Regions from separate parts of the Homo sapiens genome. Here region 2 is linked to region 1. Evidence: chromatin loops called from intact Hi-C (ENCODE). Cell type or tissue: heart left ventricle. All regions are shown on one strand. Each heading gives the region's core, and the rest is flanking DNA. Links, peaks and the distances in the headings are about the cores only.

Evidence for each region. Peaks named below come from ENCODE experiments on the same cell type or tissue, not always from the same donor. Only the 100,000 strongest peaks of a DNase experiment are listed, where the experiment ranks them.
Region 2: it touches region 1 in a loop (3-fold over the local background); 11 of 110 quality-filtered maps call a loop at or near these places.

What each region holds. Positions count from the first base shown.
Region 1 is chr14:99,882,975-99,887,373 of GRCh38, forward strand. The region is part of intron 4 of EML1 (EMAP like 1); the gene reads left to right. Among named protein-coding and RNA genes, the nearest start is that of EML1, 92 kb to the left of the region's middle. RefSeq lists an enhancer at 680-1,217. In heart left ventricle, for the core only: a CTCF peak has its summit at 2,575; no DNase peak of the experiment used is centred there.
Region 2 is chr14:99,807,007-99,811,405 of GRCh38, forward strand. All of the region lies in intron 1 of EML1 (EMAP like 1), which reads left to right. Among named protein-coding and RNA genes, the nearest start is that of EML1, 16 kb to the left of the region's middle. In heart left ventricle, for the core only: no CTCF peak of the experiment used is centred there; DNase peaks (open chromatin) are centred at 2,525 and 3,095; H3K27ac peaks cover 1,588 bases.

The sequences.
Region 1 (4,399 bases), core at 326-4,325:
TCCTTTCTAAAGCTCTAGCATTTGGTGACTATTTCATCTCAGGGCTCTTCAGGGCGCAAAGTTGTTTTTCCTTTACGATAGCATCACTGCTGCCGTCGGCTCAACAGTACTCCTTGGCTGGGGCTCTGGGCCCTTCATCCACCAGCTCCTCATTCCCTTTTGTGCCCTGACACGCATGCCTCTCCAACACATTGCGCACTTTTCCCCAGCACAACTTTTTTCCTTTTTTGAGGCCATTTATTTATTATACAAGTAACTTGTTTTAGAAAATCTAGGCCGGGCGTGGTGGCCCACTCCTGTAATCCTAGCACTTCAGCAGGCCGAAGCGGGTGGATCACTTGAGCCCAGGAATTCAAGACCAGCCTGGACAACATGGCAAGACCCCATCTCTACAAAAAATACAAAAATTAGCTGAGCGTGTTGGCACATACCTGTAGTCCCACCTACTTGAGAGGCTGATGTGGGAGGATTGCTCGAGCCTGGGAGGCTGAGACTACAGTGAGCTGCGATCATACCACTGTACTCCGGACTGAGCAATGGGAATGAGACCCTTCCTCAAAAAAAAAAAAAAAAAAATCTAGATGCACTAAAAAGAAGAAACAACAATCACCTGCAGTCTCACCACTCAGCGAACTCACAGCCAACAGTCATTACATTTCCACGTGGACTTTTATTTGCAGGGTGCTGTATGAGTGTAGTGTATAATTTTGACATAAATGCCATTCTTGTGCATATTTTGTGATCCCTTCTTCATTTGCTAAATGAGCATGTCTTTGTGTGAATAAATGCACTCTTGCAATGTTATTTTAGATGTGGTTCATCATGTTTCCAGCCCGAAGTACTTCAGTTGGACGTTTAAGTACCAAACAAGTTTCACTAATCCACTCAGACCAGGCCACCATCTAGAACAATGCCCAGCACACAGTAGGTGCTCAACAAGCATTAGTCGAATGAATCTTTTTGCCCTGATCACTATAACAAAAGAAGGTTAAAATGATGGGCCTTTATTGCCACAGCCAAGTGTTAATCCCAGCTCTGCTGCTTTGCTTTGTCATTGTGAACAAGTGACTTAATCTCTTTGGGGTTTTCCTCAGTAGCAGTAAAAGTGGTACCTGCCTCACAGGGTGCCTAAGATCCCATGCATAGGAGCCTCAGTGCAGAGCTGGTCTGCGGTCGGCTCGCCACAGTGGCAGCTGTGAGTGTCATGTCTGCATCCCAGACTGTTGGAGTTGAGGCCTGCACACTTGTGTCCCTCCCACTCCCCTGCTTGCAGGGCTTTTTTTCTTGGGGATGTCTTGGAATTCCCCAGCGCCTGTTTCTGTCTTTATCCCAGCCTGAAAAGCGAGGAATCAGAAATTCTGAAAATTGTTCTCACCTTGCTCTTTCAGTTTCACTGCTGTGCTGGACTTATGGAGCACCTGCTGTGTACAGAACGTAGTCCAAGGCATGGCAGGGAGTGGGAAGGAGCAGCACAGAAAGACTCATTCTCCTAACAAATGTCAGTGGCACAATGCCTGCAGGGCTGCTTTGCTTAATTCCCAAAGGACTCACAAATGGGAGAACAAGATAATCCACGGAATAGAAAAATGGTAAAGGGTCTGCACAGGCGCTCACTGAGAAGGAAATACCAGTGGCCCTTAACTCATGAATAGGCAATCAAGCCCAGACCTAATTAAAGACATGCCGATCTAAGTAAGAAGATAACATATTTAGAAAATTCTTTTTACTTTACTATAAAATAAAGCACAGATGCAGAAAACCACACAAGCAAATTCGTAGCTTAATGAATTGTTCTAAGGCAAACACCTTCTAGCACCTAGGAGGAGGAGGGGTTTTCCCCTCTCCCAAGTGACAGGTGGATGTATCTGGAACTGGGGGTGGGGGCAGGGAAGGTGACTGTTTTTGATGAACTCCAGCTCATCCTTCGAGACCCAACTCAGGATCCCCTTTTTCTGGGAGCCTCCCCTGGCTCTCTAGTCTGAGAGCAGTGCTTTTCAGATGGTGTCGTAACTGCCTGTTAACTTTATCTGTGACTCTGTAGCTCTCCTCCCTTCACCATGCTGCACACACCGCTTGCCCTCCCTTAGGCTCTGGAGGCCCAGGCCGTGCCATTCTTATTCTTTGTATCTCTAGTACTTTACACAGCACTTGGTGAACATGAGTGCTCAATAACTATTTGTTGAATGGATGGAAGGATATTGTATACGATCAGGCATCACTTAATGACAGGCACATTCTGAGAAATGCATTGTTAGGTGTTTTCTCATTGTGTGAACATCATGGAGTGTGTGTTTACAGAAACCTTCATGGTCCAGCCTGATGGTCTAGCCTGCTGCTCCTGGGCTACAGACCTGTACAGCACATGACTATAGGGAATACTGCAGGCAGTGGTAACACAGTGTTAAATATTGGTGTATCTAAACATAGAAAAGATACCATAAAAATACAGTATTATAATTTTGTGGGACCACAGACATCTATGTGGTCCATCATTGACAGAAACACCCGTGTCTAGCCCATGACTGCATTTCATTTGAAAGCCACAGCCATTCAAGAACTATGTAAACAGCACCACCTATGGGTAGACAATTTTAACACCACATTTTACACTGGAAGATGAGACTTACGCATTTTTTACTGAAAAAAATGTTTCACTCTTCAAGCCATGGGGTCATTTATGTTTTAATAAATTTCAAAATGATAAGTGCTAATATTCTTCATATTGTTTTAGTTTTGAGACTGTTAGCTGAGGAGTCTGGAAATACAAAGGTTTTTGCAGTGAAAGGAGGAGGAAGAGGGAAGCCATATTAATTAATAACATGTTGGACGCATTGTAACATATCTTATTTAATCGTGCCAATAACCTGTTCCTCACAGTGGTTGTATTCCCATTTTTAGATTAAGGAGGTTAAGCTGGTGGAGGTGAAGCCCCTCACCCAAGCCCTAGAACACGGATCCAGCTGGCCTCAAAATCTGTGCTCCTTCCACCATGTTAAGCTGGGAAGTATTGGTTGGAAATGTCTATGAAGCAGTCGCTTTTGTCCCAAATAAAGTCTCCAGCAACTTCTAAACATTTTGAATAGATGGTTCTTAAATGACCCTATTTCTAATAAAAAGCTGCTTAAGGACAATTTTTGTAGAGTCATTATTTCCATGGTGGAGTATTCTGACTTCCAGCAGGAACTTTATTTCATCACGTGAAGTCATTTTTAAAAGCAGTCATGTGGCTGAGCCCAGTGGCTCACACCTGGAATCCCAGCACTTTGGGAGGCCAAGACAGGCAGATCATTTGAGGCCAGGAGTTTGACACCAGCCTGGACAACATGGCGGAACCCTGTCTCTACAAAAAATCTAAACATTAGCCGAGTTTGGTGGCATATGCCTGTAGTCCCAGATACTTGGGAGGCTGAGGTGAGAGGATGGCTTGAGCCAGGAGGTGGAGGTTGCCGTGAGCCGAGATCACACCACTGCACTTCAGCCTGCGCGACAGAGCCAGACCCTGTCTCAAACAAAAAGAAGTCATGTTATTCCAAGAGCCAAAGTTGTTCTGGATTAATAAATTGTAGGGAAATCACATGTTTAACTTTGGAATGGACTCCTCCTCTATCAAGCCTTATTAATCACTTTCAAAAGCAAGTATCTCTGCTCAAACAGCACGTGGCTCCTATTAGTTCCACTCTGATCCTAGTTGCCCAGGACTTCTTACACATGTCACCACGTGTCGAAGACCTGCAAGATCTGGCCCCAGAGCCCCCTTTCAGGAACATGGGGTTAGGTTAGTTAATGTAGATGAAAGAGATAAGAGCAGATCCCCGCTCTGAGGCACAGTGAATATCTGTTGAGTTGCAGCCTGGACACGTCGTCCACTGGACTCTCCTCCTTATAAATGCCAGTCTATGGTGCAGCAAATAGGAGCTTTATCAGATGAGTAAAAACCAACCACTCTTAGACCATCCCTGTGCCCAAAGTCCACAGTGAACACATTCAGGGATTTGGACTTAGACATACGTGTTCACAGCTGCCTCTGCGGTGTTGACCGCACTGGTGTCTGTTGGTGTGAGCCTCCCAGCTCAGACTGCACTGCTGTCTGTTGGTTGACTGCACTGCTGTCTGTTGGTGTGAGTTTTTCCTTGGGGCAGATGTCTAGTGTTCTCCTGCCATCTCCCCATACAGCTGCTGGTCTGGTGAAGATTCAAATGTACCTCATCCTCCGTTGAGTCTCCACGACTGCTTATATCTTATATCAGCTCTCGAACCATTCAGCTCAAGGGAGCATACAGCCGAGCTCTTTCAGCAAATCTCCTTCTTATAAGCAATAAGAACTGTGCTGGAGTTCGTCTTGGAGATATTGGCCACAACTTAACACCAGAATAGCCAAGCGCTGAGAGTTTGTTCACCG
Region 2 (4,399 bases), core at 234-4,233, 76 kb before region 1:
TCTCTGAGTTTTTGTTTTTTTTTAAGGATTGCTTTTGTACGTTTGGCACCGTTTGATGCCGTGAACGCCTGATTGGAGCATCTCATTTGCAGGACTGTTTAAAGAGACAAGCAGGCACAGGCTGCACACGTGCAGACGAATAATGAACTCTTGAGAATTAGCACAAAAGATTACGTGCATTCTTTCGTGATCCTCTGTAATCTACCACCAAATTACTTTCCCAGAGTTGGAGTGCATAGGCTTTGGAGACAGACACATCTGGGTTGCAGCCTTGATTCTGCTGTTCAATGAAATGACTGTGTGAACTTGGATAATTACTTATTCTTTCCTGGCCTCAGTTTCCTCAGCTCTAACAAGGAGAGCTGGCTGCAAGGCGATTCTAGAGAGTCCTGGCAGGAAGCAATGGTGCCCTCAATGGCCAATTTAAGGCGATTGTGACAAAGTCACTGTTGTGAAGGTTGGTGCAAGGTATAGGGAGACCACAAGGGCTGGGGTAGTGGCCAGGACTGGTACAGCAGGCACAGTCCCACCCTAGGCCTGAAGGGGCAGAGGGGCAGTTACCAGACCTGGGTTCAGAGAGGGCTGGGTGGACAGAGCCGCCAGACAGGAGCTGTGACAGCAACCCTACCCCAGGAAGAAACCCTGACCTCACTCCCCTCCCTCCTTCCCCTCCACTGCTCCTACCCAAGGGGAAGCCTGTTGATGCAGCCCACGCAGGGGAGAGAGGGTGGAGACGGGGTCTGCAGGGCAGGCTTGAGAGCTCCAGCACAGCGTTGTCTAGAATCAAGATGCTAGGACTTAGTAGTAAGTGTCACCTTAGTGTTGTCTTGATGGTTACAGCTGGGTTGACTTATCCTCATTCCTGATGCCTAGTAGGTATCTCATAAATGTTAGATTTGTGGTCTTACCACACCCCTCTGCTTACTGTGTGCCAAGAGTTTCCAGGACTCTGTGGTCATGCTTTATCAGTCACGAGCCCCTCCTTTTTCCGTATTTAAATACTGTTCATGCCTTAAGACCCGGCCTACAGACTATCCCTGGGGTGAAGTCTTCCCTCATCTGTCCCGGATTACTTGGTCTTTCCTCTGCGTTTCTGAATTATGATACATACCCCTCTGATCACTGCTGGTTTCCCTCTGCCCTGCACCGTGGTCAGCTGTGAGGGCCTTTGTTGCCACCATCAGCTAGTGAGTTCCTTGAGGGCAGGGGCGCTGTGTTGTCTTTTTCTTTCGTTTGCTTCTTTCCCCTGCTCTGCACAGTGCCTCGCAGGGAGTTTGTCTCCAGTACATTCTTGTTGAATGAAAAATCAGATGCTGAAATTATGCAAAGAGCTGTGTTATCTTTAAATTATTATAAGAGACAAGGAGAGAACTTCTGGATCCTGAGAAGCTTTTCAGTAATACCAGAAACATTTCTTCATTGTGTACGGTAATAAAATAACACACAGTCATAGGTGGCAAAGCCTCCTAATTACTGTAGGTTGGAGTCAGAGTGTAAGAACTTCCAGCATTCATGGATCACATATATTATATACGTATTTAGTGAAAAACAATATATATTATTTAATTTTGTTTATTTTTCTATTTTTGTTCAAAATGGTCTCTAAATGCAGGCCAACCACGGTGTGTATTTAACTCCCCAAACAGGAATCTATTCCAGTCTTGGAGGGATTTGCTGAGAGATGATACAGTTTACACAAAACCACGTATGCTCCACACTGTGGACTATCTGGGGAATTTTTCAAGAGTAATTTCAACACACTCTATTTTCCATCCAATTCACTGCCCTTAGAACATAACCCCAATATAAAATGATCTCCTTTCTAATATTTTACAGTTTTTAAAGCACCTTCAGATCTGTTTCTCACTTAATTCTCACAACCAAACTCTAAGGTAAGTAAAATACTACTTTATCATATTTATCTTACATGTAATCAGGGAAGCTGATGGGTGCTGAGTAACTTAGCCAAGGCCAAATAGTTCAGTGAGGACCACATCTCGATCCTAGGTCTCCCGAAAAAAACCCCAGGTTTCTTTGAACTATACCAAGTGGCTTTCTATTTGTTGTCTTCATGTTAGCATCCGTGTTGACCTGGTAATCTATACCTTTATAAAAAGAGAAAATACGCTATAGATAATTGAATTTTTGCAAATTTTGTTATTTTTTTCCCTGCACCTTGAAAATTGTTATGCCCTGCTTTAAGAAACCCCGACATTCTGTAACATTTTCTGAACATTTTCAATTCCCCTATCTGCTTAAATATCATATTTATCAAACTTTGACCTTGTTCTTCAGGCCACATTGTAGGTAAAGTGGCTTGTTTTTTATTTTATTTATTTATTTATTTAATTCCTCTTCTCCCTCAAAGCACAATCTGCTGTATGTTAAAGGGGCGGGGAAGCTGCTGACTTTGCAGTAGCGCATACTTACTCACGCAATTTTCCATTCTGGCTGAAGTAAGGGATGAGACAGCATGCCCAGAAGCTGTGTCCAGCACTTGGACAGGCGCCCTGGTCGGCACCCTGGGAACCTCGGCCGTGCACTGCCAGCTTTCTGGGTCCATCCCAGCCCTGGGTGTATGGCAGATGCCTTGAGATTTAACAGCCCTTGAGTCAGGCCTGCAACGTCTTATCTGCGATTTCAACATCCAGAAAGCTGTGAAACCCAGATGTTTTTTGGTAACTTGTTTGCTAGTTGGATTTGGCCTGATCTGAAATCATTTGATGGGTGGGGAGAACTCCTCTGAATTGAAACATGTGGCTTTTAATCGTTTGTGTTCATTTCTTTTAGTGTGAAAGTTCTGCTTTTCTGTAGAGGTATTTTTGAATGTGACTATGGGTCTTGTCCTAGGCCCTTCTGGGATATTGGCTAATGTATGGTGTATGCCCTGGACTTCCGTTTTAAAGTCTGAATCTGAGTTCAAAAACATTTCAGGCCCCAGGGATTTGAGGAAGGGTTTCCAGACCAGTATAACCAGACAGCCGAGCCGGCCCTGTACCGCGTCTGGTTCCTGGGTGGTTCCTGCTGCAATGCGGCCCAGTCAGGGCACTGCTGCTGACTTGTATCTGCGGACACTCCCCAGTGTTTGAGTGATGTTTACGTGGAAGCCTGGCGTGTAGGAAGCTGGCGCCCCTGGGGGAACTGCAAGGCCATTTTACAGCATTCACCTGTCACCGTGTCCTTCAGAACCAGCCAGATGCTACAGAGCCAGGCTGTACCAGAGTCCAGGCCCATGAAAACAAAGTTCAGGGAGACTCTGTTGACTTTGCTAAATTCATGGGTTCCTTCCTTCCTTCATTTCTTTGTTCAACAGGAATTTATGTATCTGCCATAAGAAGACCTGTGCTTGGCTTGTGAAAAGTAGCAGTGACACTTCACATGAGTGTAACATCTGCGGTTTATGGTTTTGTTGCAGTGTTTCATTTCGTCCTCGCAACCATTCAGTGGACCAGCTGGTGTTGGCCCTTTTCATAGATGAGGAAACTGAGGGCTAAATAGCTTCTCCACATCTGCAGATTCCAATCCTCGTGGCTTTTCCTGTTCTGCGGCTTTCATAGGCCCTCTGCATTATTTGTTAAGACTCAGCTATTTTCTAACCCCAACCCACTTGAAGCAGTGGCTTTTTCAGATACCCGGGACAAATCACGTGACCTTGTGGCTCAGTTTTCTATGCCATAAAGTGGGATTCCTTCCTAATCCTTGCAACTCTTAAGTGAAATAATCTATGTGACTGCTTTGTGAATTGTGAAACTCAATCTGGTGACTATAGTTAATAATAACATATTACATGTTTCAAAATTGCTAAAGGAGTGGATCTTAAATGTTCTCAGCACAAAAAAATGATACATATGTGATGTGATGGGTATGTTAATTAGCTTGATGTAATCATCCACATACATATACATGTATCAAAGCATTGCATTGTACCCCCTAAATATATACAATTATTGTCAGTTAAAGAAAAAACTCTGATCACATGGTAAAGTATTTCTGATTCTTCTTCCTCTTTTCCTACATCCAGATATGTCTGTCTGGGATCCCATATGGTGGTTCTCCCCGTCTCTTATGATGTTCACCTCATACACGGTTGACCCTTGAACAACGCAGGGGTTAGGGGGTGCTGAGCCCTAGCACAGTTAAAAATTCATGTATAATAGGGGTTTTTTTTTTGTTTTTTTGGGTTTTTGTTTTTTGAAACAGGGTCTCGCTCTATCACCCAGGCTAGAGTGCAGTGGTTGATCACAGCTCACTGCAGCCTTGACTCACTGGGCTCAAGTGATCCACCCACGTCGGCCTCCCAAAGTTCTGGGATTACAGGTTCGAGCCACTGTGCCTTGTGTTGAGTGTAACATTTGACTCCTCAAAGTCTTAACTACTAACAGCTTACTATTGACCGGAA